Regions from separate parts of the Homo sapiens genome. Here all the other regions are linked to region 2. The links are chromatin loops, found by intact Hi-C in ENCODE. Cell type or tissue: Calu3. All regions are shown on one strand.

What was found. Hi-C counts contacts between places; a loop is a spot of excess contacts. Peaks named below come from ENCODE experiments on the same cell type or tissue, not always from the same donor. Only the 100,000 strongest peaks of a DNase experiment are listed, where the experiment ranks them.
Region 1: it touches region 2 in a loop (1.9-fold over the local background); 3 of 110 quality-filtered maps call a loop at or near these places.
Region 3: it touches region 2 in a loop (5-fold over the local background); 4 of 110 quality-filtered maps call a loop at or near these places.

The regions. Positions count from the first base shown.
Region 1 is chr6:54,981,368-54,989,367 of GRCh38, forward strand. No RefSeq gene overlaps it. Among named protein-coding and RNA genes, the nearest start is that of FAM83B, 140 kb to the left of the region's middle. In Calu3, no CTCF peak of the experiment used is centred here; no DNase peak of the experiment used is centred here.
Region 2 is chr6:54,872,582-54,880,581 of GRCh38, forward strand. All of the region lies in intron 2 of FAM83B (family with sequence similarity 83 member B), which reads left to right. Among named protein-coding and RNA genes, the nearest start is that of FAM83B, 30 kb to the left of the region's middle. In Calu3, no CTCF peak of the experiment used is centred here; DNase peaks (open chromatin) are centred at 3,990 and 6,360.
Region 3 is chr6:53,975,177-53,983,176 of GRCh38, forward strand. LOC101927189 (a long non-coding RNA gene) reads left to right here. Exons shown (of 4, transcript NR_125842.1): 2 at 7,582-7,674. Among named protein-coding and RNA genes, the nearest start is that of MLIP-IT1, 20 kb to the right of the region's middle. RefSeq lists a silencer at 2,024-2,228. In Calu3, a CTCF peak has its summit at 4,483 (motif pointing right); a DNase peak (open chromatin) is centred at 4,505.

The DNA of each region.
Region 1 (8,000 bases), 110 kb after region 2:
AGGAAGAGAGTCTGATGGGTCTTGTTAGGTCCATGACTCTCCTCAGGTCAGGCAAAGGCTGCGTACCAAGGCTGACGTCTCATCAAGACTGCAAGCATCAGACAATTGAGTTGCTATTACTAAAACAAAGTGCCATGAATTTGAAAATGCAAAAAATAACATATGTGCACTCTCTTCTCTATATCTATTTCCTTAAATTTATACCAAGGAAAGAATCATGGATTTAGGTTGGTGTTTATGTTAAAAATACTTAAATAATTTAAGTCTGAGTCATCTAATTGTTATTTGCACCATGATTTGAAAACACATATTTACGTGATTTCTGTTGCTGCATAAAAAGTTACTACAGATAGCAGCTTAAACCATTTATTAATTATCTCATGATTTCCATGGGTTAGGAGTCCAAGGGTGGCTTACTGAGTCCTCTTCTCAGGGTATCGCGAGGCTGCAATCCAGGTGTTGGCTGGGCTGCATTCCATTCTCAGGGTTCTCTTCCAAGCTCATGTGGTTGCCAGCAGAATTCCATTTGTGTGTATGTGTGATTATAGGAGTGAAGTCCCTCTTTTCTATGATTTTATGTGATTATAAGACTGTCAGCCAGGATTTGCTTTCTGCTCCTAGAGGCCACTTGCAGTTCCTGGCCTTATGGCCTCTCCTAGTCCCTCTCTCCACATGGCAGCTTACTTTTTCAAGACCTGCAGAAGAATGTTTCTCTTTGGGGATGGCCAAGCATTTTTTTTTTTTTCAAGAACTATCTTGATTACATTATACCTATCCAGGATAATATCCCTTTTGATGAACTCAAGGGACCTTAGTTATAGCTGTAAAATATTTGCACCTGTTATATAAAGTAGGGTAATTATGGTACTAATACCCCATCACCTCTGCCAGGTTCTATTCATTAGAATCAAATCACAGGGGAGAGGATAATGCAGGGTGTAACACCAAGAGTTGGATTCTCAGGGGCATCTTAGAGTTCTATCTACCACTTTGAGGAATATTTAATTTATTGAAAAAATGTTTTATATATAATATTTAATTTAGAAAAATCCAAAACACCTTACATAATATTAAAACAGTGTAACAGTTAAAGGACAATGTAGAACTAAACTAAATACAACCAATGGCCTTCCCCTGAGTTGTATAATTAAGAGTGATTTTTGTTTATTCTTCACAGCTTATTTATAAATTCCATATTTTCTACAGCAAGCAAGTGATGCTTTTATAATTAGAAATGTTGTATCTAGGTTAAGAGCATGGATACTGGAACCAACTGACTGAACTGTAATTGAGATCTGCAATTTAAAAGCTCTGTGATTAGGGTAAACTATCCACACTGAGCCTTTGTTTTTGTTTTTTAAACAAAGAATCTGACTCCATTTCTGTTGATTGCTATCAGCTTTCATGCCCTGCCACTCCTTATGGACCCTCTGCTTCCTTTCTAGAGAATGTGATAAGAGAGCCTGAGTGTTCCCTCCTGTGGCTCTGGTAAAAAGTTTAAACCATACAAAAACCCTAAAAGCCAAGCCCGTCTCCTTCCCTACTCTCAATCCATTTCGGGACTGCTTGGGAGCCTCCCCTCTCCTCAGAAAACCTCATTATGTGGGTAACAAATATGTTCATACCCTCTGTGCATGTGTAGTGTCATCATTCTCAACAACTCAACCAACTTTTGAGTGGGGAGAGCCCATTCTGCCTCTTCAGGGTGACCACAACACTTTATTTGTGAAATGGAGTTATTAATAGTATTGACACACTCATTTATTATAAGGAAAAAATTTATTAATGTATATAAAAGCACTTAAAACAGTGCCTGCACATAGTAAATGCAAGGCTCTTGTATCGGTTCGAACCCCAAGAGCATGCCAACAAACAACACAAGGTGGTGTGGAGCAACACACTGTTTTTAATGAGCGCCTGGGTGCAGATGGGCTGAGGCCTAAAATGGCGTCAGCAACAAATTAGGACGAGGCAGGGGTTTTATAGTCTCCTATAAACAGGAAGTGTCTCAGTCTGACGTAACTGCTACGCTGTACCGCTGTACCCGGACGGCCTCTCTTTTGGTCTTCAGCGGGTACCGTTTCTTCCAGCCAGCTCTCTTCCTACTTCTGCTGTCTTGCTGACGCAAGTGCCTTGGGACTGGGCCTGAGGAGGGGGGAGTTATTAATTCCCTTAAGCTTTCAGGCCCCTGGGAGAATCGTTCAGTAAACATCATGTAAGTAAGTGTTAACTGTAGATACTTATAAATATTATTGGTGATCTGATTATTTGCCTTATGCTGCTGATTCTGCCAACCATAATTGTTTTACAAAAGAAAATTAACATAATATTGTATGCTATAGCAAAAATTTTTTAAGTCCTTTAGAAAAGAAAAAAACTACATGCTATATACTGTAATGTAATTTAGAGAGTAAATTGTGTTTTCAGTCATTTCCAAAATTAAAGAAAATGGACTTCATTTATTATAATTTGAATTTTGATTATTTTTAGCCTTTAAATAACATATAATTATACATCAAGCACCTATTTATCTAAAACTTAAAGTTACAGCATGCTTTTACAAACACTTTTCCTTAATCTATGGATACATAAAATGTTTGTAAATGGGTTAGAATCAGGAATTTGTTCTTTAACCAGCTTCTGGAATTTATTCATGGAGATCTGTTAGGTTTCCTATTTTTAAATCTGGAGGACTATAGAATGAAAAAAATATTAGAATGATGGCTTATGGCATTAGAAATTTTTATAGCAGCTTTATTCATGATTGCCAAAACTTGAAAGGAAGCAAGATGCCCTTCGTAGGTGAACGGATAACCAAACAGAAGTAGAAGTACATCCATACAATGGAAACTACTTAGAGATAAAAAGATATGAGGTATTAAGCCACAGAACAACATGGAGGAGCCTTAAATGCACATTGCTAAGTGAAAGAAGCCAATCTGGAAAGGCTACAGACTGTATGCTTCCAACAATATAATGTTCTGAAATAGCTGAAGCCATGGTCAAAATAAAAAGATCTGTGGTTGCCCAAAGCTCAGGGGAGAGGAGGTTAAGGATACACAGATGGAGCACAGAAGATTTTTAGGGCAGTGAAACTATTCTGTATAATACTGTGATAGTGGATACATGTCATTATACACTGCTCAAAAAAGAAAACTTGAGGTCAATATCCTTGATAAACATCAATGCAAAAATCCTCAAAAAATACTAGTAAATCAAATCCAGAAGCACAACAAAAAGCTAATCTACCGTGATTAAGTAGGCTTCATCCTGAGGATGCAAGATTGGTTCAACATATGCAAATCAATAAACGTGATTCATCACTTAAACAGAACTAAAGACAAAACCACATGATTATCTCAGTAGATGTAGAAAAGACTTTTGATAAAATTCAACATTCCTTCATGTTAAAAACTTTCAATGAACTAGGTATTGAAGAAACATACTTCAAAATAATAATAGTCATCTATGACAAACCCACAGCCAACATTATACTGAATGGGCAAAAGCCGCAAACATTCCCCTTCAAAACTGGCACAAGGCAAGATGCCCTCTCTCAACACTTCTATTTAACATAGTATTGGGTGTCGTAGCCATAGCAATCAGGCAAGAGGAAGAAATAAAGGACATCCAAGTAGGAAGACAGGAAGTCAAACTATCTCTGTTTGTAGACAACATGATTCCATATCTAGAAAACCCCATAGTCACAGGCCCTAAACTCCTCTAGCTGATAAACAACTTCAGCAAAGTTGTAGGATACAAAATCAACATACAAAAATCACTAACATTCTTATATACCAACAATAGCCAAATCAGACAGGCAATACCATTCACAATTGCCACATATACAAAATTAAATACCTAGGAATATAGCTAATCAGGGAGGTGAGAGTTCTTCACAATGATAATTACAAAACACTGCTCAAGGAAATCAGAGAAAACACAAACAAATGGAAAAACATCCCATGATCACAGATAGGCAGAATCAGTATCATTAAAATGGCTATACTGCCCAAAGCAATTTATAGATTCAATGCTATTCCTATCAAACTACCAAAGACATTCATCACAGAACTAGAAAAAACTATTTTATAATTCACATGGAACCAAAAAAAGAGCCCGAATACCCAAGGCAATCCTAAGCGAAAAGAATAAACCTGGAGGCATCATGCTACCTGACTTCAAACTATACTACAAAGCTACACTAACCAAAATAGCATGGTACTCATACGAAAACAGGCCCATACCAGTGAAACAAAATAGAAAGCCCAGAAATGAGGCTGCATAGCTATGACCATCTGATCTTTGACAAAGCTGACAAAAACAAGCAATGGGGAAAAGATTCCCTATCCAATAAATGGTGCTGGCATAACTGCCTAGCCATAGGCAGATTGAAGTTGGAGCCCTACCTTTCACCATATACAAAAATAAGTCAAGATGGGTTGAAGACTTAAATGTAAAACCCAGAGCTATAAAAACTCTGGAAGATAACCTAGGCAATACCATCCTGGACATAGGAACAGGCAAAGATTTCATGACAAAAACTAGCAAACAAATCTCAATAAAAATTGACAAGTGCTATCTAATTAAGCTTAAGAGCTCTGCACAGCAAAAGAAAGTATCAACAGAGTAAATGGACAACCTACAGAATGGGATAAAATATTTGCAAACTATGCATCTGACAAAGGTCTAATATCCAGCATCTACAAGGAATTTAAACAAATTTATAACAGAAAAACAACCCCATTAAAAAGTGGGCAAAGGACATGACCAGAAACTTCTCAGAAAGAGATATACATGCGGGCAACAAGAATATTAAAAAAAGCTCAATATCACTGATCATTAGAGAAACGCAAATCAAAACCACAATGGGATAACATTTCACACCAGTCAGAATGGCTATTATCAAAAAGTCAGAAAACAACAGATGCTGGCGAGGCTGCAGAGAAAAGGGAACACTTACACACTGTTGGCAGGAGTGTAAATTAGTTCAACAATTGTGGAAAGCAGTATGGAGATTTTTCAAAGAGCTAAAAGCAGACCTACTGTTCAACTCCACAATCCCATTACTGGGTATATACCCAGAGGAATATAAATCATTCTACCATAAAGACACATTCATGCAAATCTCCATTGCAGCACTATTCACAATTGCAAAGACATGGAGAAATGTCCATCAATGAGAGATTGGATAAAGAAAATGTGATCGTGTACACCATGGAATACTATGCAGCCACAAAAAAGAATGAGATAGATCATGACTTTTGTGGGAACATGGATGGAGTGGAGGCTATTATACTTAGCAAACTAATGCAGGAACAGAAAACCAAATACTGCATGTTCTCACTTATAAATGGGAACTAAATGATGAGAACTTACAAATACAAAGAAGGAAACAACAGACACTGGGGTCTACTTGATGGGGAGGAAGGATAAGGGAGAGGATTAGAAAAGATAACTATTGGGTACTGGGCTTAATATCTGTGTGATGAAATAACATGTGCAACAAACCCTCATGACACACGTTTACCTGTGTAACAAACGTTCACATGTATCCCCGAACCTAAAATAAAAGTTAAAAAAATTAAAGTCTATTTTTTTAAATAATATGTTAGAATGATGACTTGAAACATTCTAAATTTTCTTTTAAACTATCAAAGAATGATTCAATTAAGTTGTGTTGGTCAATTTTTGCATTGCTATAAAGAAATATCCAAGGTTGGGTAATTTACAAAGAAAGGAATTGTATTTTGGCTTACGATTCTGCAGGTTGTAAAAACATGGCGCCAACAGCAGTTCAGCTTCTAGTGAGGCCCTCAGGAAGCTTACAATCATGGTGGAAAGCCAAGGTGGGAGCTGATGTATTACATGGAGAGAGATGGAGCAAGAGAAAGCAAGGGAGGAGGTGCCACACTCTTTTAAACAACCAGATCTCGTGTGCACTTGGAGCGAGAACTCAGTCATTACTCCGAGGAGAGCACCAAGCCATTTATGAGGGATCTGCCCCCATAGCCTAAACACCTCCTACCAGACTCCACCTCCAACATTGGGGATTACATTTTAACATAAGATGGAGGAGACAAATATACAAACCATATCATATGCTCATGATTATGTAAGTATCATTTTTATTACACTTATATCTTAAAACATTGTTTTGCTCATGGTTTCTATGAGGAATGAACATTCTACCAATGTTTCAGAACAATTAAATAGGTACTGTATTTTCTAAATAATCTAGATAAATGACTCACATTTACTATTTTTTCTTAAAATTAAAGATTCTCACAAAAAATCTTTTCATATGCTATATAGAATCATATACAAATGAGAACAGTAATGTACACTCAGAGGTATTTAGGTGGTAGTAAAATAGTGAAACTAGAAAGAAAATCCATTCCCTCATTAAATCACTGGCATGTACTCTTTTCCTGTGTAGAAGCAAATCATTAAAGCCAGAGAGTTATATTTAGACTCAATACCACAGTGAAAGAACTCTATTCCTCCAGGAATATTGATTCTGTCCTTGAATTTCAGTGAATGAGGCATGTATTCTTTGTAAACTTGCCATCCAAATTATTTCTTATTCATTCAAATGATTTCAAATAGAAGTGATTTAACTCTTAATTGATTTATTGCTGCCACAAATATGTTTATCCAGAGATGAATTCAGGAGTGGGGAGCATAGAGATGTGAGGGTGTGTTTACATGGCACAGGGTGTGTAAGGGAGTGGTTAGATCAAGGTCTCTGGAAATATCACATCAAAGCATTAAAGTGCTTTGCCTCTCAGTGGCTGTGGGTAGTGTGTGGCTCACTTTTTGCCTGGTGCATAGGAGAAGTTCAAGAAATGTTTACTGTACATATAGCATGGTAGTTTGTAGCCAGTGTTCTTAGAGCTAATTTGTGTGTAATATTGGCTCTACTTATCATTGTTTATGTGATTAGCTACTTGGATAAATCAAATCATAGCTCAGAGCTGAGTTCCTTCGTCTGTAAAATGAGGATAATGAGACCTACTTCTTAGAGTTTAAATGAGATGGCATTAAAACATAAGCCACACAAATTCTGGAATGTTTTGTTTTGTTTTGTTTTGCTTTTCCATTTGGTTAATTGTTGTAACCCAAGTGCCTAAAATGTGCTTCATGCCTATTTGGTGTTCTTTCTATCTATCTGTCGATCTATCTATCCACCTATCTATTAATTTAATGAGTTAAAATTGCTTAATACTTGCTAGATTGTTATAAGATTCTTCAAGTAGTTTAATTTTTACAACAATCTCATAAGGTAGGTGTTATTAGTACTTTTTTGTGATAAAGAAGTGAAGCAAAGATAAGTTAAATAGTTTGCTAGAATGCTGCATATAGAGAATTCCAAGTACTTATACTGTGAGTCATATTGTAAATATCTTCCTTACTGTAGACATGGTCATAAAGGGTTTCACTGACAGTTAGGTGAAACCTATCCCAAGTTATATTGTTAAATTTGCAATCATCCTCACCCCCACCTTGTGTGTTATAAGCCACCCCCATTGTCTTTGAACATTTATGAGCTAAAGTTTAAGAATTGTCTTTAGAGAATAAAGTGAAAAAATGAATATATAAAGATATTTTAATGTAAATAACTTTCAAAATCAAAAGCAATCTAATGGCTGCTTCCAGAAGAACTACAATATACAACCTTATTTTCTAGGGGGAAGCTGAAGGCCCTAATCTGTGAAAAGGATCAAACAATAAAGAGGACTGTATGCAGCTTACAACTAAGTCACCTGCTGTGATCTCTGTATTAGTTCATTGTCATGCTTCTGTTAAGAACTGCCCAAGACTGGTTAATTTATAAAGAAAGAGGTTTAATTGACTCACAGTTCCGCATGGCTTGGGAGGCCTCAGGAAATTTACAGTCATGACAGAAGGGGAGGCAAACATGTCCTTCTTCACATGATGGCAAGAAGGAGAAGTGCCGAGCAAAGGGGGAAAAGTCCCATATAAAACCATCAGATTTT
Region 2 (8,000 bases):
TGTGATACAAAATGTTAATTCAGGAGATATCATAAGTTTTTGGGCTAGCACCCACTGGGAACCGAACATTAGTCATGATCTTTTGATGTATTTTTCTTTCTAATGTGGCAGCTTTGTATTTAATGAGCCTCTAAAAGTAATATCTTCTACCCGGTCACTGTCCGTTGAGGACTCCCACTTGAATTAGCGAGCTGAAGAAATTGAAGTCCATACTGTAAAACAGTAATGTGATGTGTGCTTCTCTTTCATAAAATCAATGTGGCATACAAATAAGAAAGACAATTGCATCTTTTTTCTACTTGTATAGCTATAGCTAAGTTGAATTTGAAAGAAGAGAATTATTTGATCTTGTAAACTGAGTATACTGCCAAATATAAATTATAACAGACGACTTCGATTTGGTGCACATGGTTTTTGTTTTTAATTTTATTTATTTTATTTTTTTTATTTTTTGTTTTTAACACAGAGACAAGGTTTCCCTATGTTATCTAGGCTGGTCTCAAACTCCTGGATTCAAGTGATCCTCCTGCCTCAGGCTCCCAAAGTGCTGGGATTATAGGCATGAATCACCACACCCAGCTGTTATTTTTTAAGGTGTTAGGGACTGTGCTAGTTTCTACCCAGATGCAATAAATATTGAAGTCAAATTGGTTATCTTTGCATGGAATATGTATTTCTCAATTATTTTGGAAGATTCTTTATATGTCGCCATATCTACTTAAAGATTTTTGAAGAATTAAGTAATCTGGGGAAAAAAGTTATTGACCCCATTTTTAAAAAATTAAGATTATTTAGCTTATAACTGGACATGGTCCTGTGAAGAATTTTTAAAAGAACAAATATGAAATAAAAGCTTACCAGAACACATTGCTTTTTAAAGATTAAATGTGGTTTTCATGACTATCATTTACTCAACAGATGTCATGCTCTTATTATCTTTCAGAATCAATGGGAGCCTAATAGTCATCAGGATAAGCTTTCTGTTTTTGAATTTTTTTCAGAGGGTAATTTATCTTTATTGGTAACTCAGTGAATTGTCATGGCATTGTAAAGGGATGATCTTTTTTTTTCATAAAGTATTTGGATAATGTATATTTTAATGGATAAAGTTTTTTTTTTTTTTTGCTTCTAAATATCTCAGGGAGAATCTTTTGGTAATAAACACTGTAAAACTCTACAGAGATATGAAGCCAAACCAGTAGGACTAGACACCGTCAAAACAGAACCCAGGAAAAGATCTCAGATAAGAATTTAAATCCATTTTCACTTTTGTGTTTGCAGTTGAGATAAGGTACTTGTGAAAATAATGCCATTTTATGGAAAAATCTTAAACTAATGAAAATAATATAAAAGTTATCTGCTTAAAGGCCCAAACATTTGAAGTCTGATTATAAGCACCAAGTTAACCTTCCAGTCTCTTATGAAAGGAATTAAAAATGATTCTCAATCTCAACTGTCTTTACTGGAAAGAGGTGAAACATTTTGTGTTTGTTTTTGAATTTCAGTAATTTATATGCTCTCATTTCTAGCTTAAGTTATATAGTTAAATGAGCTCTTGATCATTTTGCTTTTATAAGCAGAATGTGATCTTTATAGTATTTCAAAAATCTATACTTTTTTACTTATTAATTTTATTTTTGCTAATTATCACTTAGAAATTGATTAGATATTTTTTGTTTATTTGTTTTGTTTTATTTCTTTCTTTTGTATGTTTGCTTATTTTGTTTGAGAACTTTCCTTTGGGAAAATTCAATTGTAGATAATATCTTACTTGTGCCCTAAAGGGACATATTTTAATTTACTGATTCTTTTTTTGAAACCCTTTCTATTTTTCACTTTGTGATTGACATAATTACATTTAGGTCAGACTTTACTTTGCAAAGTCTGATAGTGTCTAGCCAGACTTTTCCCAGGTAATTATTTGTCTGTCAAGAAGTGTTCCCAAGATGATATATGCACATATTCCTAATTACTGTGAACTCCTCTTATGAAAACATCCCCTCTAATTACTTAAAAAAGTCTTCTTTCATTAAAGTTTTTTTTTCCTAGCCACTCAGTGGTACGTATTTACAAAGTTATAACTTCTGAGAGTCTTGAATATCTGAATGTTTAACCACAATGTTATTTGCATCTCTGTTTCCTAATTCTAGGCTAGCTTTTTTTGTGAGATGTGAATCTTACTCTTGTGAAATATGGGATCAAGACACATAAGCAAAAGTCTAGTGAGAATTAGGACAGAGTAATTCCTGATGCGCTCTATACCACATTACCTGAGTTCAGGGCTTGGTTCTTTACTGAGTCACTTACTGAGTTCCTGGGTGTGTCTGTTATGGCCTTGGGAGGTATTAGTAATATAGAGAAATATTAACCATCAGTTGGCCCCACAGATGCAAAGAGGAAGATGAACAGGTGATGGGGAATCTTCTTGGGAGTGAGCTGATATTATAAAAGTAGAACTAGAATAGAGACTTTGTCACCAGGACTCTAACTAGCGTGGCATTAAACAAGTCATTGTACCTCCTCAAGTTTCTTCATTTATTTAGGAAAAGATATGAAGCAAAAATGTTTTCACATTTTTTAAATCTGGTGTTCCTATCCAAATCTCTAATACTGCTTACCAACTTAAGATTATTTTGATATGTTATATTCCTTGTTGAATTAGTTCGTGATAGAAATGATTTTTATTGTGTCGTGATATGTTACTTTCATCCGCATCCCTTTGCAACCATGTCCTGCCCAGCTAAGTGTTATTTATATGTTTATCTGTGCCTTCATTAGACTAGAATGGTCTCTGTCCTGATGTTCCTAATTTTTATTAAGAATTTCCTCTCTACCCTATCCCTGTCCCAACTCTCACCGTGAATTTTGTCATTCTTTGAATTTGAGTCAAAATTGATTTCTTCTTGGAAATAATATTTTGCTTAGTCAAATTTAATGACATTACTATCCTGGGACATTAAGTTGAACATTTCTTCTGTGAATAAAATGCATTACATGTTAATATATATTTATGTTTGAGTGTGTATGTTTGAGAGACAGGGCATGAGAGGAGAAGGACGGAAAGAGAGAGGGAAGAAGAGACGGAGGGGAAGAGGGAAGGTGGAAGAAAGGGAGAGAAAAGAAGGTGGGGAAGAAGAGGTGGAGGGGAAGAGGGAAGGTGGAAGAAAGGGAGAGAAAAGAAGGTGGGAAAGAGACAGGAGAGGAGGGAAGGAGAGAGAAAGAAAAAGATCTGGTTAAAATTGCACTGACTTCATCCTGCCAACAATTGCTGTGTCTGTATGGCAGTACTCTGTCTTTAACAAACTCGTGGTGCTATACAGAGAGACAACACATTCTATATCTATTTTATGTTTGTTGAAGCAAAAAATTAAAAAAGTATGAAAAAATGAAAATGAAATTGTTATATGAGACTTCCAACTTGGTTGCACACCAAAGTCGTCAGTAACTTAGAAATTTCAGATGTTTTACTCTGCAGTGTATTATCAGGTAAAGTCTAAGGATCCTCAGTGACTTGTATTTTTAAGAGACTTTATTTAAAAATTGACAACTGAGAAAAGAATTTAGCTTTAAAAAGAAAAAATACAGTTACTTATGGGTGTCAGTAAGTTTATCAGAGTCTTTGCATTGCTAATACTAACCAATACCTCTATTAATAGTTGGAAAGAAATAATTTAAAATGCAAGTTATTTAGGAGTGCATATATATATATATATATATATATATATATATATATATATATGTTTTTGTTTTTTTTTTTTTTGAGACAGAGTTTTGTTCTTTTGCCCAGGCTGGAGTGAAATGTCACAATCTCGGCTCACTGCAACCTCTGTCCCCCCAGGTTCAAGCGATTCTCCTGCCTCAGCCTCCCTAGTATCTGGGATTATAGGCACCCATCACCACGCCCGGCTCATTTTTGTATTTTCAGTAGAGACAGGGTTTCGTCATGTTGGCCAGGCTGGTCTCCTGACCTCAGGTGATCCACCCGCCTCAGCCTCTCAAATTGCTCGAATTACAGACATGAGCCACCGCACCCTGCTGGAGTGCATATAATTTATTTGATTGGGAGAAATGTTTTTGAGACTATTTCCTTTAGTCAGCTATTACTCTTTAGTATTTTTAAATTCTCTCTCTCTCTCTTTAAATATATATATATAAAATAAGCAGTGAGAAACAATTTTTGTAGGTACTGCACATGGTGTGTATAGTCCTCTGAGCTTTGAGGTAGTGTTACTGACTATGGTACAAAATGTAGTTCTATATATTTGGGGATCTCTGAAGTAGAATGTTTATTTTTTGTGATTGTTTATGTTTACTCATTCTTTCCTGTCTCTGGTTTAAAATAAAAACCAAACAGTTACTTATTGAAATGTGTAATATTTTCTGATGATACACCTTTAGTAGTTTGTTGGAATGGCAAAGCTAATTGTCATCATAAAACCTTGTCATAAAATACTGAGAATTCCTAATGCCTAAACACCTAAATTCCAGAGGGGTAGAAATTAGCAGTTTTACACACTCAGATGCCTTCAGGGCTAAGCCACAAAAATAACTGCAAAAACTCTGCAAAGGAGAAAGGGCAGATGGTAGTCCAATAGGGAATGAAAGGAACATGGAAGAAGAGATAACTTGACCAGACTTAAGGCATTCTTTAGGCATTTGTTATAGAGGTGATAAGCTTAGGACCTTAGGTACACATTGAGGCATCTTATCAAAAGTTAACTTTCATGAAAATAAGGGGATATTACTTTACTTGTCTGTCCTCTCAATGAGATGTAAAAAGTCATGAAGGTTTGCCATGGGAGCCTTTTTGAGATGATGAGTGCTGACATTTTGACACACTGACATTTTGCATTTTAAGGATTCTGCCTGCTGTCTTATAGTTGCTACAGATCCATCATGTGGCATATATTTTTATATCAATTATTGATTTATTTAACTAGTCACTCTTCAAATTATCTTGTAAAAAGTTGGGCGACTTTTATCCTAAGGACTGGAACTCACATCTGATTTTGAGTAATGAATTTATATTATGCAATTTAGTAACAATATCAGGTAACATGTATTGAGCACTTACATGTTAGGCACTGTGCTAAGCACTTTACATGCATTATCTTAAGTTGACCTTCATAGTAACCTTGTGAAGTGTGTCCTTTTATCCACATTTTACTGATGAAAAATACTGCGTTCACGTGGTAGGTTGGTCAGCGGTAATGAAGCAGAATGAAACCAAAATGCTCATAACTAGAAAGTGGTAAAGATTACATATTCCTAATCGGAGGTGTTTGAAGACCTGGTTGAGAGGGTCTAAGATTGAGATCAGTGGGTGTAGATGTGGAAGCATTGATTTCTAAATGAGTCAGGTAAAAAGTATCATGTGGTTGTTATTAGAAGTCAGAAGTCACTCACCTGGAACTGACAAAAGTTAATGATAAGTAGATGAGGTGCTAGTACCCAGAATGTAGACCAGGCCAGGAGGCACTGAAAGGAAATGCGTTTCTGAGTTCAAAGGTAAGGTAAATTTGAAGCAGGAAGAAAAGGAGAATCAGGTAATGAAGTTGTCCTTTGGCCTCTGCTGGGTTCAGCTATGAGGGAAATCAGTAAGTCTTTGGCCAACCTTATAGGTTAAAGGTATTGCAGGCCATTTATTCATTTAGCAGTTATTTTTTTAGTGCCAATGATGTATCAGATACTATTCTAAGTTCTGAGAATACATAGGTGATTAAAGTACCAAAGAAACCCTGCGTACCCTTGAATGAAGTTTACCTACAAATGGGGTTAATCAACTAATAAATAAGGAGTGCTAGCAGGAAGAAGCAAAACACAAATATGGTTGAGTAAAGGGAGCTGAGAGTGGTGGTGGAAGGTAGTTTGCAATTTTAAATAGGGTGCTCGGAGTAGGCCTTAACAAAGTGACATTTCAGCCAAGATTTGAGAAAAGAAGGAATAAGCCATGCATGTATTTGTGGGCAGAACACAGGAGACATAGGGGAAGCTTTCTTGTTTTTTAGAAGAAGAGCAGAGACCAGTTGTTGGACCCGACAGCAAAGAGGAGATGAGTAGAAGATGCATCAGAGAGGAAACATGGAGGCTAGATCTTGGGGATCCCCACTGGCCATTTTAAGGAACTTGGCTATGATTCCTGTAAATCAGGAATCTACAGGAGAATTTTGAGCAAAAGAGAGACATCAATTTTAAACCTGCTATATTTTAACAGTATACTTCTGGCTGTAATATTGAAAATTGACTGTAGGGGACTAAGAATGAGCATATCAGATATTACTAAAATAATTCAGGTGTGGGGTGATGGTATCTTAGATGGTCAGGTGGTGGCAGCAATGGCTAGTTTTTAGGTATATTTTGAAGGTAGTGAAACATGGGATGTGAAATAGGTTGAACAACATAAGACGACTTCAACATTTTTTGCCTGAGCAGTTGGAGTGATGGTATTGTCATTTGAGGTTGGTGTCAGAGGCCCCAAAGTTGGGATCAGGAAGCAGGCATAGAGACTGAGTTAAGGGGACTTTTAAGTTACGACTTCACCATAGCCTTTGGATGGTTGATCCGTAACCCCAGTCACTGACATCTGGCAACACACATGTCTAAGTATCTCTAGATGAGGGTTCACATTGGAACCCAAATAGACTGACTTGGAGAACAGTCCTGACCCTGAGGACCTAGTTGTAAGTAACTTGGATAAGATTCAGATGCAAAGGAGTGGGTAAATACAGAATATGAGATAAGAACATGACGGATTAGATGCTGTCCCAGGACCTAATAAAACAGGAGATTATCTACCCTGCTGAGAAGCAGAACCTCCCAACACTTAGTCTTTTCAAACAAACTTTTACAGGCAATTATTTCGCAATTCCTTTATGCTGGGTCAGGTGAGTGGAAGAAGGAGAAACTGGGAAGGGGTCACGTAGGAGGTCCCTTTTTTTAACAGGCCATTTAGATGGATAGTTTTGATAAGTAGGAGATGTATGGTGGAGAGCTGGGCATTTTCAGACAGCGGGGGAGCGTGAGAGAAGTAGAGTAGGGTGGAAAAAAAGGAAAGCAGAGTTGTTGAGAGAGGTTGATTACGGCCAAATTGTGAAGGTCCTTTGATCAAACCTTGTGGAAGAGAATAGTGGGAAGTCATGAGATGTTTTTTAGTGACAGTGATGTTGTGAAATCTGATTTTGGACATAATAATATTGTGTTTTGGTTAGTTAACACATACAGAAGAATGTAAGACAGGTTGTAACAGGCGTTGGGATAATGGTCAGCAACAAGCTGACAATAGGCTGAAGCTGACGTCCAATAGCAAACAAAATGTCTTTTCAAGGGGAAAATATATCTTCAATTTCCTACTAGAATAGAATGTAAATGTAACTACTTAATTCTGAATCTTAAGGAAAGTCCTTTTTTGTTTTAAAGCTATTTTTAAGATGTCTTAATCATCTGATTTTAAGCTAATAAAATTTATTTCTGTACAAAAAAAGTTTTAACAATCTACATATAGTTTAAGTCTACCTATGCTTATTGAGTCCCAGCTATGTGCAAGGCACTCTGCTAATTCATACAGATGGGGGGAAAAGCCCACTTCAAGTGATTTAAAGTCTAATATTTGAGGGATATGGTAAAAGATTCATAGGAAATATATAGGTAAAATCATGTGTGCTTATGGGCATCACCCGAATGATCTCTGTGTTATATGGGATCTGGATTTTTTTCCACCTGTTTACTCTTTAAGTATCAGGATTATAGAGACAATTATTGAAATTTTAAAGTAGCAAAAATATGATACAGATAAAATACCTCCAAAATATTTATTAGCAAATATGTTTTACTAGTGCGACAAATGTATATATAGAAGGTTTCTTTTTTTTTTTTTTTTTTTTTGAGACGGAGTCTCGCTTTGTTGCCCAGCCTGGAGTGCAGTGGCATGATCTCGGCTCACTGCCACCTCTGCCTCTCAGGTTCAAGTGATTCTCCTGCCTCAGCCTCCTGAGTAGCTGGGA
Region 3 (8,000 bases), 900 kb before region 2:
TAACTACTATGTGCCAGGCATTGTTCTAAGTCTCTCTTAGTTCATTTAATCTCAGTCAATCAGATGAAGTAAGTATAATTATTATATCCATTTTGCAGTTGAGAACAGAGGTACAGACAGGTTAAGTAACTGACTCAAGGTCATAGGATGGTAGAACTAGGATTTGAATCAAAACAATCTGGTTCAGAATCTGCCCTCTTTTCCACCCATACTGCCTCTCAGTCTACACTGCCTTCGATTGTTATTTCACTCTCTGTTTGTGCGTGCCCATTTTTATGTGTGTTGCCTTCCTAAAGAAAATGAATGCCCCTTGAAGGCAGGAACTATATCTTATATGCATTCTCTAAAAGGCTAAGCAAAGAGCTATGTGCTTAAATAAGCACTGAATGTGTGTTTGATTTGAATGGATTATGGAACCTTTTTTTTTCTTTCCTGAGATGATATAGCTAACTTTTTTTTTTTTTTTGAGATGGAGTCTCACTTTGCCACCCAGGCTGGAGTGCAGTGGCACGATCTCAGCTCACTGCAAGCTCCACCTCCCAGGTTCACACCCTTCTCCTGCCTCAGCCTCCTCAGTAGCTGGGACTACAGGTGCCCGCCACCAAGCCTGGCTATTTTTTTGTATTTTTAGTAGAGACGGGGTTTCACTGAGTTAACCAGCATGGGCTTGATCTCCTGACCTTGTGATCTGCCCGCCTTGGCCTCCCAAAGTTCTGGGATTACAGGCATGAGCCACCGCGCCTGGCCAATATAGCTAATTTTTATGATTTGAAAAGATAGTCTCAGAATCAGATTTGACTAAGTCATGATGAAGAGAAAGGTAAAAATCAAGTGGTGAGCCAATGTCCTGGCCTCACCTCTTGGGTTCAGTGAAGTTAGATCATTTCACAAATTACACTGTGTCATGTCTGAAAAGTAATGAGGGCTTAATGAGCCCACACAGTTCTTGCCTTTTTTTTTTTTTTTTTGTAGTGGGTGAAATGTGAACTTGGTTAAGACCTGTATGTCGGCAAATAAGAATTAACTAGCCTTGACTCTAGAAGTTGCAGCTGAATAACCATGATTGAAAATGCAATTACTCTTTCCCCCTGTGTTTTTTTTTTTTTGTTGTGTTTTTTTTTCTTTCCTTCTGAAGCCAAGTATGAGTTGGAGGAAATGTTTGATAAAATTTTCCTGTATTCTCAGTGGGTTCTCACTGACAGGCTGTTCAAGGAAAATTCAACAAAAATGCCTGCCATACCACGAAGAGGCAAACAGCCAGAGGTATGGTGGACAAGATATGTCTTTTAACACTCTGAATTGTATGTATTACATGGTTACTTAAAGCTGTGTCATAACTTGTAACTTTTGTTTTTTTTCTCTCTTTAGAAGGAACTTTCCTCAGAAGCGTTTCAGATTACTTTAAATTACTTATCAGACCATGCATACTGGGTAAAACTGTCTTTCTTAAGAGCCATTCACGTTTAAAATGTGGACATGGAGCTCCAACCCCATGCCAGCTGGGTGTTTTAATAGCAGTTTTCTGGTATTTTTCTAGTACTTTATAAGTGAAAGGGGATTCTTGTATTTATTTTGTGATTATTATTAGCCCAAATAAAATTTGCCTCTTGCAAAGCACCAGTAGAGAAAATAAATCATTGAACATTGATTGCAGGTCATGAACTGCAGAGCCTATTGGGCAAAATATAGGGGATCAAAAGAATGTGAGCCTGGTCTTGCTTGGTAAAAAAGGCATTTACCTTCTAGTCATGAAGGCAGGATTGGAGCTGAGGCCCATCTCCTTCAGCCACACATTCTTCTTTCAGACATCTCAGCACTCTTGATAATATTCAGCCTTTGTTTATACTCGGTAGAGCCTAGATTTGATTTCCAGGGTTTGTCTTCCTTCCCTGACCTGAGAGAAAATCACTCCCAAGGCTGCCAGTTGTGGTCTGTAGGTTGTGCACCTGACTGGGACTGTGTAAGGTTGCCCAGTGCCCAGCCTGCACATCGACACATGTGGGCCCTGACCATTGTGTCCAGATGATTTCTGCCAATCACCAATCTTACTTATTCTGTGTTGATGTCATAGATTTAATACTCAGAGTTCTAAAGGAGGATGGCCTTACTTTTAACCCCATGTACTAACCATAAAAGATACAAAGTAAACGCCAGGCACGGTGGCTCACACCTGTAATCCCAGCACTTTGGGAGGCCGAGGCGGGCGGATCACGAGGTCAGGTCACCAGCCTGGCAACATGGCGAAACCCTGTCTTTACTAAAAATACAAAAATTAGCTGGGCATGGTGGCGCGTGCCTGTAATCCCAGCTAGTAGCGGGGCTGAGGCAGGAGGATCACTTGAACCTGGGAGGTGGAGGTTGCACTGAGCTGAGATTGTGCCATTACACTCCAGCCTGGGCAACAGGGTGACTCCGTCTCAATTAAAAAAAAAAAAAAAAAGATACAAAGTAAAAAAAAAAAGCAGAAGTTAATTATAAATAGACAATAATATACTAAAGATTAACTGACCTGGAAAATGTATCCTCAAACTTTGGGCATAAAACCACAATAGTGAAAATATGCTCTAAGAATCAGAAGTTTTTTCTTCTCTTACTGGTTTAGTTATTTATTAAGATGCTGACCCTGAGTTATTTAACCTGTTGAAGTCTATAAGAAGGGGAAAAACACCTGGCCTACCTGCTTCCCTGGGTGTGGTAGACAGAAATGCTGGCAGCATATGTAAGGCCCAGTTTTCTTCATGGACACAGGATGTAGGGGTGGTCTGGGAAGAGCTTCTCGGCGAAGGAGAGTCTTGAGCTAGTATTAAACTTTGAATCTTGTGTATTAGACTGGGGCTGTTGGAACCCAGGAGCCACATTTCATAACCCTCTCTGCCTCAAATACTCAGCATGTAGTTCTGAACTCCATGTTTTTGGAATGAGTGGAAAAAATACATAAAATTGAGCATATATTGATCTGAGCCCTCAAATTGTTCAAATGAACAAATATATTCTTAGAATCCTTACTATGCATTACTTACTAAATGCCAGCCATGGAGATAGGCGCAAAATGTGAACAATGAGCAAAACAGAATAGTCTTTGCTCACTGTGCTGGTAGGGCAGGATGTTTAAAAAGTGATTCAAAAGGTGTCAAGTATTACAAGGAGATGTCCAGTTGCATAATTAAGAGTCTGACAATTGCTGATTTTAAGACTATTATTTAAATACATTGAAATACATGAGCATAAAACTTACCTCTAAAAGGAATTGTTGAAACAAAACTAGGTAATTTATATGATTTACCATAGATTCTTATTTTCCTCTTAAGGAGAGACTTGACTTGATTGTAGATTCTTCTTCTTTTCTTTTATTTTTTTTTGATACAGAGTCTTGCTCTGTCACCCAGGCTGGAGAGCAGTGGGGCCATCTTGGTTCACTGCAACCTCTGCCTCCAGGTTCAAACGATTCTCATGCCTCAGCCTCCTGAGTATCTGGGATTACAGGTGTGAGCCACCATGCCTGGCTGCTTGTAGCTTCTTTATGGTATTTATTTGTAGAGACCTAATGCATGATAGAGAGAGGATAGATTTTCCCAGGAACAACTAGTGGAATTGTGAACTTAAAGTTATTTTTTAAGCATTTATTGAACATTCACTAAGTGCAAGAAGATACTAGCCTTGCCTTTAGAACTGCACTGTCCAATTCAGCGACCACTAGACACACATAGCCATTGTGCACTGGAAATACGGCAAGTCCCAGTTAAGATGTGCTATAGATATAGAACCCACTTTGAATTGTGAAGTCCTCATACAAAAAAGTAAACTATTTCATTATTAATGTTTTATACATTATATATTAAAATGATGTTTTAGATATATTAGATTATATACAATATATTAAGATAAGTCTTACATATGTATGTATGTATACTATATACAATATATTAAGATAATATACAATATAAAATTAAGATTATATACAATATATTAAGATAAATCTTATCTGTTTCTTTAAGTGTGGCTACTAGAAAATTGAAAGTTATGTGTGTGACTTGCATTTGTGGGTCAATTATCTTCTTACTAGACAGTGCTTCTTTAGAATTTAATAGAAAGAATGACATGTCACATCATTGTAAGTCAATGGGACAAGTGGTTTAAGGGGGGTACCTATGAAGTATGGAGAAGGGTGCAGCTAATGAGCTGGTGTGCTCAGGAAAGGAGGCAAAGAGGTGGACTATGAGATAAGTTTTAAAGGCAGAATAAGATTTTCCTAGATAAATTGTATAGGAAGGCAAGTCAGGAGGAGAGAGAAGTTGGCCTAAGAACCTAGAAGCAGTAGTAGGAAACAATAGAAATACTATTTTCACAGTTGCCCATGATTTAGTTAAAATGGTGTATTACTAATTTAGAATGGTTATTATTGATTTGTCTTGTTATCTGAATGACAACAATATTTTTCTTATAAAAACTACTCAAATATCATGCATGCATTATCTCAGGATACCACCAGATGGTGCTGTGTTCTAGGATTGAAAAAGGCTGGCAAGAAAAAGTGGCTCTCTGTCTTGACTATCAGTGGTTCCTAAACTTTTCAAAAGGGCACTGTGATCATTTTTAGGCTTGCAAACCCAATATGTATATGTCCAATTAAAAATAAATTATATACCTAATATTGCACTAATATATTGTGGCAATTATAAGACACACCTATAGAAAAATTGAAATATAAAAGGCTATGATAGACTGAAGTTTTAATATTTCTTTCCTGCACTACAGTGAATCTTTTTTGGGGGTTGCATATCCCTGAGGTGTGTGCATCTGCCCTTTGAGAACACTGGTTTATTTTACAATTGTTATATAATTTAATTTTTTTTCATCTTTATAAAGATAAAGGTAACAACAAAAAATATAAAACAAAACTTTTTTTACTACATGTACGTATTCAAATATGGATCACAGTTACATATCAAACCATTTAAAGCACTGAAACTAGAAAAAGTTAAGACTTTTTTTGCTTGGGGATATTTATATTTTTCAGTTTTAAACCAGATTTGGTGTAATATATCAGAATCATAAATGGAATAAAATAGCAGACCAAGTCTAAATTTTTTTCTGTTATATATTTTTTTGTTTAAAAATCAAAAATGTTAACTTTAAAAAGCATTAACAACCAAGGCAAACAAACAAAAGAATGGGTATGAATGCCAATGGTGCCCATATCAAATAAATATGTAGAATTGAATTTTTCTTTGACTGCTAATTTTCCTTTTGTTTTATTAATTTATTTATGTATTTATTTGGAATTGAATTTTTTAAAACCATAAAAATCTCCAAACAAAGAGGAAAACGTTCTGACTTTATCAGAGGAATACAATTGCAGTTTTCCCTGATTTTACAGAACTATCTCTGTATAAAGTTTTTTTCTTGATTTATTTTTTTTGGTTTTTTATTTGCATACATTTTAAGAAGTACAAATGCAGTTTTATTACATGGATGTATTGCATAGTGGTGAAGTTTGGGCTTTTAGTATAAATATCACCTGAATAACATGCATTATATCCACTAAGTAATTTCTCATTCCTTACCCCCTCCCACCAACCCACCCTTTTGAGTCTTTAACGTCTATTACTCCACACTCTATGTTCCTGTGTACACATTATTTAGCTTCCACTTATAAGTGAGAACACGCTGTATTTGACTTTCTGTTTCTGAGTTGTTTTACTTAAGATAATAGCCTCCAGTTTCTCCATGTTTTTGCAAAAGACATGATTTCATTCTTTTTTATGGCTGCCTAGTATTCCATGCTGTATATATACCATGTTTTCTTTATCCATTCATCCATTGATGGATACTTAGGTTGATTCCATAACTTTGCTATTGTGAATAGTGCTGTGATTAAACTATGAGTGCAGGTGTCTTTTTTATATGATTTCTTTATTTTGGGTAGATATCAGTAAATCCCAGTAGTGGGATTGCTGGGTTGAATGGTAGTTCTATTTTTAGCGCTTTGAGAAAGCTCCATACTGTTTTCCATAGAGGTTGTACTAATTTACATTCCTGCCAACAGTGTATAAACATTCTTTTTTATCCCTATCCTCATCAACATCCATTTACTTTTTAGTACTGGCTATTCTGACTGGTGTAAGGTAATATGTCATTGTGGTTTTAATTTGCATTTATCTGATGATTAGGGTTGTTAGGCATTTTTTCATATGCTTGTAACTTTTGGATTTCAGAGAACAGGTGATCCTTGTTAGTTAGGTGATCTTCACTGGCCAGATGATTCCCCCGGGTCAGGCCATCCCCTGGTCAGGTGATCCCTGCTTGTCCAGTCAGCTGTGGTGGAGGCAGAGTCTGGATGACAAGAGTATAAACATGAAACCCAGATTTCAGGGAATAAGGATTATGGGATAGGTAGAGACTCCAGCAGGCATCATCTAGAGCAGGGGTCCCCAGCCCCTGGGCCTTGGACTGGTACTGGTCTGTGGCCTATTAGGAACCAGGCTGCACAGCAGGAGGTGAGCGGCAGGTGAGCAAGCGTTACCACCTGAGCTCCGCCTTCTGTCAAATCAGCTGTGGCATTAGACTCTCACAGAAGCCCAAACCCTATTGTGAAATGCGCATGCGAGGGATCTAGTTTGCATGGTCCTTATGAGAATCTAATGTCCTAATGCCTGATGGTCTGAGGTGGAAGTTTATTCCTGAAACCAACTCCCAACCGCCACCCCTGGTCAATGGAAAAATGGTCTTCCATGAAACTGGTTCCTGGTGGCAAAAAGGTTGGGGACCACTGATCTATAGTAACTCCTGGTAATTACATCTGTATGATATTTTAAATCCGTTTTGTAAGACATGTACAGTGTGGTATCGATAAGGATGCTGGATTGCAAGCTATTGACCTTGGTAATCATTATGATACTCATGTGACCACCTTACTCATTAGTCTGAATTCATCTAGATACAAGCATAACACTAAGTCTCCCCATTAAAATCAACAAATCAATCAATTCATCCATAAAAAAAAGAACATTAAGGAAAGCCAGATAAACAAAAACTGGTTACATGAGTATCATAATGATTACCAAAGCAATGAGTAGACATGGTTTATCAAAGTGAGGGGCAGAATGTAGGGAAGAAAGCAAGCTGAGGACTCACTGAGGCCAATAAAGGATCTACTTTTCTGCCAACCACAAACCAGGGTAAGTAAGAGTGTTAGGCCATTAGGTTGATAAGTAGCAATAACTTATTGTCCATGTCCTTGATCAATCAGTTGTGTATTAATAAAGGAACAATTTTGAAAACCTCTTGCAATTGACCTCTGGAGTGCATTTGCTGTTTGCTTTGGTCCTTGGCAGTAGCTGAGGAGTGGAATTTACCGCCCTCTTTAGCAGCACTTACAGAGAAAGTCATGCCCAAGGGATTCTGTCATCCCAATTTTATTCATTGAATCAGGAGGAAGTCAACATCTCCATAGCTTTGGGGGTTGGATTCTGTCAGAATGAGGTGAATGGAAGACCATGTAGATCATTTCTATTTATTTAAAATTCAAGGCCAGACATAATAAAATAAGAGGAGCTTGATAAATTAATTTTTGCTTCCTAGGAAAGCACTGTCTTAGAACCTGGCTCACCTGATTTTGCCGATGAGTCAACTTTGAAGTGTGCCTCATTCTGGAAAGTGAATCACGTAATCACAGTAAGTTACACATATACAGGCATAGATGGCTCCTTGATGCTATATTTAAGCCAGTGTTGTACCATCTTTTCTGTCTGCAATTCCTGACATTTGTCAGATGAGGTCAATATAAAGGTATGCACTTTTTGACAAGGACGTGGTTGTCATGTTAGCTTCTTATGCCCTTAACTGCCATTTTGAAGATCAAGTTTAATTTCCCAGTCTTTGGATTGAAGAAAAGCTCAATTCCCAGTTAGCTTTACATGGCTACAATGTTATGACACACTTCTATTGAGAAATATAAAGATAATACCTATGATTGACATTAGTACTTTCATGGCTTTGTG